2 separate regions of the Mus musculus genome follow, and region 1 is linked to region 2. Evidence: chromatin loops called from intact Hi-C (ENCODE). Cell type or tissue: gastrocnemius. All regions are shown on one strand. Links, peaks and the distances in the headings refer to the core of each region. The heading gives the core; the rest is flanking DNA.

What was found. Peaks named below come from ENCODE experiments on the same cell type or tissue, not always from the same donor. Only the 100,000 strongest peaks of a DNase experiment are listed, where the experiment ranks them.
Region 1: a loop joins it to region 2, with 2.9 times the contacts of the local background. A loop is called at or near these places in 8 of 42 quality-filtered maps.

The regions. Positions count from the first base shown.
Region 1 is chr6:97,484,686-97,487,609 of GRCm38, reverse strand. It overlaps Frmd4b (FERM domain containing 4B), which reads left to right. Exons shown (of 23, transcript NM_001346637.1): 1 at 1-17. Among named protein-coding and RNA genes, the nearest start is that of Frmd4b, 1.7 kb to the left of the region's middle. In gastrocnemius, for the core only: no CTCF peak of the experiment used is centred there; DNase peaks (open chromatin) are centred at 1,350 and 1,481; H3K4me3 peaks cover 2,001 bases; H3K27ac peaks cover 2,434 bases.
Region 2 is chr6:97,419,064-97,421,987 of GRCm38, reverse strand. It overlaps Frmd4b (FERM domain containing 4B), which reads left to right. Exons shown (of 23, transcript NM_001346637.1): 3 at 332-426. Among named protein-coding and RNA genes, the nearest start is that of Frmd4b, 67 kb to the left of the region's middle. In gastrocnemius, for the core only: a CTCF peak has its summit at 1,729 (motif pointing left); a DNase peak (open chromatin) is centred at 1,735; H3K27ac peaks cover 356 bases.

The DNA of each region.
Region 1 (2,924 bases), core at 184-2,683, 66 kb before region 2:
TGCGGGATGTGTACCAGGTGAGCCCAGGAGCTGGCGCCCTGGGGCCATTGCGGGGATGCCCGGCGCTCAACTGAGGACCGGTCCACCTGTATGATTTCATAACCTCAGGCTTCCCATATCTTTGTTTTCAACTCCTCGCGGGGAGCTTAGCGCTTGGGTCAAGCCCTCAGCAGCTCTAGCTAACTGTGGCTTGATAATTTTTTTTTTTCAGTTGGGCATGGGGGCACTTGGGAGTTATCCGCTCCCCCACCCCACCCCAAGCAAACATATATTATAACGTGATGGAGGTTCCTGCTGGCACTAGTAAAGGGGCTTATAGCCTTTGCAACACGTCGTTTGTGGAAAGCGACTTTGAGGTTGAGAGGATTATTTCTGTTTTATTTCATTTCATTTCATTGGAGGTGGCCATTTCGGAAGCTATGATTTCCCGTCATTGCTTGCTGTCAGAGCATGTCTTAGTGAATTTGTCTTCTTCCTTCTTGATTTTATTGCACTTTTCCACCAGGCAGCCCCTGCTTCCAGGGCACAGCCAGGAAAAGCTGATTCTGTGTTGCCTGGCTTTGGGACGGAAGGACAGCGGCGGATTGGGAGCACTTTGTGGGAGGCTGACAGGCTAGGGAAGGGAAGGGTGGCTTGGCTGAGCGCTGGAATGCTTACACTTGGATTTAATCTGTCGCACAACACAGCCTCTTTATTGCTTTGCTGGCTGGCCCCATCTTGCAGGCAAAATCTGCAGCAACTTTGCCCAATGAGGAGACCATTCATCCTCTCTGGGATTGCAACTTGCCTGGATTTTTGTGAACAGTAGTAAATGGATATAAAAGTACTCTGACTGGGAGATGGATACCTTTAAGATAAAAGAATAAAAACTGCATTGTTGAATTATGAAGATTCATACCTGGGCTTCTTTCCTGGGGATAGTTTGTTACAGTTCTCTGAATTCCTTACACATAACCTGACCCTATTCCTAATAGGGCTGAACTATATCTGTCATAGAGTGTCCCATATGCGACTCTAGCTTTGATTTTTGAAAAGTCATAGTCTTCCATCAACCAGATAGAATAAAAGCCAACTAAGGACAGACTACAAGAGTTCTCAGGAATGAATGTTCCCTTGCTATTCTTGTTTATACACACACACACACACACACACACACACACACACACACATTTTAACCTGTGGTTTCAGTGTTCCTGGTTTGCCTAACATATCTGTAATATGTTTGAAATAGACTTAGCAAGGCTCACTGACTGAGAGCCCTGGAGGCCCGATGGGGCTTGAGAGCATTAGGGAGCTGTGCCCATAGCCCATCTGGCCACCAGAAACTGCACTCCTGGCTTTTTGGAGCCAGACGTGTGTCTATCTTTCAGTCCTTTTCTCTCTTGGGAAGTCTCTGCTCACTTTGGTTGGGAGTAAACACACCCACCCCAGCCCCATCACGTAGGGCCGCCTTTTCTTTTTAAATATTGAGGAACTTTCAAAAGGAAAGCACAAATACTGTAGCCAATCAGACAGGCTCCATGCCCAGACTCCCCACGGATTCTGTGGATTTATGGCTTACTGCTAATGCTGTTACTGAGCAATTCGGAGATGACGATTCCAAAAACCGGAGAGTCTTTGGCTTCTCTAGCTGATCGGCCAGTAGTTACTCTTTTTAATTTTGAAAATGTTTTGTGTGTACGTGCTCATGATCGTGTGGGTGCACACACATATGCAGGCATGTGGTACATGTGCACACATACGTGTGGCCAGTAGGGTCACTCCTCAGCAATACTGTCCACCTTAGTTTTGAGACAGGGGCTATCATTAGCCTGGGGCTTGCTAGTTAGATGAGGCTGGTTGGTCAGCAAGCACCATGGATCTCCCTGTCCTTGCCTCCCAAGCACTGAAATTACAAATATATAGCACGAATCATCAATCATTCATCTTAAACACAACAGCAGTTTGAAAGGGTAAGCTGCTCAAATATTTTGTTCTCCCCTGTAAGACGGGTGTTAACTGAGCTCCTCTCATCCTCCCGGTCAATAAGAGCAGGCAAATAATGATGGCTTTATAAGTATTGTCATAAGCAGAGAAAAAATATGACATTTACATTAAAGGCTCCTGTCCTATGGAGAACTAAGATTTAAAAAGCAAAGCAAAACAAAACAAAACAAAAAAGACAATTTCCACCCTAGGAGAACTATAGTATCCCAGGGTGAGCCACAGACCTAGATTGCTTGATCGTTTGTGAAGATGTTTGTTTGTTTGTTTGTTTGGGCAGTTGCATGCACGAAACCTAGGGCCTTGGTGATTCTAGGGTGAAGACTCTACCTCTGAGCTTCATTGCTATCTTAGAAAGATCATTAAAAAATGGTTTTTTTTCAAGTGCTTTGCAGTAAAATGGCAGCGCAGATTATATTGACCGTGAAGCAGTAGAGAGAATGCTTTCTACCCTCCGCCCCTGAGATACAGGAGGGATGAATCCAGGCTCTTCTTGTGTCTGACCGTAGAGCAATTAGCCTTCCTATGCTTCCCTCCATCCTCTGTCAGGTGAAGACTAGAACAGCACTAATTAAAGAGATTAGTAAGAGTTAAGTGACACGTAGAACATTTAGCACACTGCCGAGAGCTTAGGACGCATCCAGTAAATAGTATCTGTTCTATCATCTAGGATTTTTTTTTCTTTAATGGTAAGAGGTCCAACTCAAAACTAGCAACAGAGTAAGAAGAGGTGACAACCACACAGCTTACAACTCTCCATGTAGAGTAAACATGAGAGGCAGTTAGAAGGGGACCTGGTGCTCATTTCCCAGCCCGGGTTATGCTCACTTACTGGGATAATGCTTTTCTGATTTCTTTCCTCCTGGCGTCTGACAACTGTAGTAGTTCATTAGGCCTTCATATTAACTTAGCCAGAAAGAAAGTGAATTTCATATATTTCC
Region 2 (2,924 bases), core at 169-2,668:
TCAGAGTTGAGAAGGGAGCCACTCAGGCTGCCGTCCAGTGGTGTTCGTTTTCCCCAGTCCCTGCAAGGCCAGCATCAGTCATCAGCTGGACATTCTGGCAGATTCCAAACCACACTTCCTCCCCCTCCCCAAGGCCCATAGTACCCCCAAAGCTCATAGATAGTTCCTTCTCTAGGTGGATGCTCCAAACTTAGTGACGGCTCAAAAAAGGGTAATTAAAAATCACAGAAGCAAACAAAGGCTGCTTTTGACTGCTTAGGGCAGAAGAAGGTGCTATCGATGGGAGAGACAGGCAGGCAAACCGGTGCTGATCAGATTTGTGTTTTGACAGCCCAAGCTTTTATCAAGAGAGCTGCTGGACCTCGTGGCGTCGCATTTCAACCTGAAAGAGAAGGAGTACTTTGGAATAACGTTTATAGACGACACGTGAGTGTTTGGTTTCTTCACATCTTTGCCTTCTGCCTGGACTATGCACTTGCTGATTCTTGTGGTTGGCAACAAGGAGAAAGAATTTATATCCTGTCTACTTATGAGTTTCTCCATGTGGAAAATTTTTCCCTACAAATGTCATAAAGGAAGAAGCAAAGGAGCGCAGAGCATTTAAGTCTTGCAAATATTGTCAGGCTTGGTGGCAAATGCTGGTCATCTCAGCACTCAGGCAGTAGAGGCAGGATGGTAGATGCAAGTTCTAGGCCATACTGGTCTACATAATGAGCTCCAGGCAGCCAGGGCTGGGAAGCTGGATAGTCAAACAAACAAACAAACCTCAAATTGTGTTTAGAAATGCGTGTTAATGAGTTTGTAGACTATGTTACGTGTCTTTTTGAATGAGTGGTAATGTTCTCCAATTCGCTCCATATGTCAGTAATGGAAACACTTAACTCATTCTTCATGAGTACCATGAAGCTAATTTAATGTTTTGGTGTTCATTGTTATGCAGTTTAAAACTCAGTTTGTGACTTACCTTCATATATATATACATACATATGTATATATGTGTGTGTATGTATTATATGTATATGTGTATATGTATGTGTATGTGTATATATATATATGTATATGCATATATATATTTGAATATTGAATTAATTTTTCCACAATCTAAGGCTCATTCACGTTTCCTCAGAGGTATTTTGTTTGGTTTTGTTTTTCTTTTCCCATATATCTTCATTCCTCATGTTAACACATTGGAGTGTGTGTATGTGTGTGTATCCCTGTCTGTTTTATATCACCTAATTTGTTCTGATATATTATGAGAGGAATCCTTCCCTTTTCTGAAGATGTTTTTGCAAAGTCCCTTAAATACTAAAGTCCAAGAACATGTGTTCCAGACACAAAATATGCTGGCCAACCACAACGTTCTTTGCATAACTTTCTCTGTTTAAGCGGTTTTTTTTTTTCAGTTGTCCCGTGAAACCAGGTGGAAAATAACCTCAAGAAGGAATTAATTTGTTTTTAACACCTTCTATCCTGTAATGCTTCCTAGCTCAGAGCCTCTAGGAAGTCTAAACAAAACCGTCAACTCTAGCTGCTAACCCCAGATGTACAGGATGCTTGTGTAGAGATGTACAAGCCCCAGAAAAACATAGAGCCTGACTCAGAATGTTTATTGAAGATGATTTACCCAAAGCAGGGGGGAAATGCAGTGGCATTGTCCTCTTACTCAGAGTTGCCCAAATATATGTTCACTCAATAGCTGGTGAAGTACTTGATGGTCTGCCCTCTGCTGGATGAAATGGGAAATGTGTGTGTCTGATATTTTTCCACCAGTACTTAGCCAGAAGGCCTCAAGAAGTTCACATGAGTCAGTGGTTCGACTGCCTTACACACGTGGGCAGAATGCATGTGTGAATGAAAGCATGTAAGACGCATGGACATGAACACATAGTAGCTGGATGATATGCTATGAACTGAAATTGCCATGAGCACTGTCATTCAGGAGACCATATTGAGATGGCGCTAAAAGTCTGAAGACTAGAATAATGCATTTCTGTAATGAATGTCTCCTGGGCGTCTACAGCTACCAGATGGTATGCTAGATCCCTGGGATTCAGCTGTGAGCAATGTAGTTAAGATCTCTGCCTGGAAGAGTTGCTATTGCAATGCCGTGATCTACTTTAACAAGCAAAGAGATGATAAGAAAATACCAGAAACTCTGAATGCACTGGGATCGTGTGAGATGACACATTAAGGAAAGCTGGTGGGGCCAATTTTAGACAGAGTGGGCCAGGATGATGTCTGGAAGACAGCTTGCATCGAACACCAAGAACTGGCTCTAAAAACAAAAGCCAAATTATTCAAAGATGGAGCCCAGTTTGACTTTTGTGTTTTGTTTTAATATGATGATGGTTGGTTTGGGACAGGACCTCAAATACTCCAGGCAGACTTTGAACTCCTGACCCTCCTACACTACCCTCAGTCCTGGGGTTATATGTATGTGCCACCATGCTTGACTTAGTTTCTGTTTTAAGGGATGTAGGGAAAGCCACTGTGGCTGATGTGCAGAAAGCAGGAAGGAAAGAGGTCCAAGATTTGGCTAAGAGCGAGATGGGGAAGATATCACAGAGTCCTGAAGCTGTGTGATCTGACAACCACATTGGACATCTCTACCACTCCGGTTTCATACCTATATCCTGTGCATAACAATAGTCCTCACACAGCAAATGCCATTTGAGAGACTATTGTGGCTATTATTATTCTAGGGGCTTGCTACATCCCCTTGTTGCTTTTGAATATCTACTAGGGGCTCCTACCCCACTTTAGATCATTTAGTTCCCAAATAAAAATCACAGAGACCTCTAGGTTTATAATAAGCTTTGGAGCACTAGAGCTGGGCAGATATCAACCCTCTACGCTATTTTGTCTGTTTCCCTGTCAATAACGCCAAGTTACTACTTGCCCTGTTTCCTTTAGGCCACTCCTGC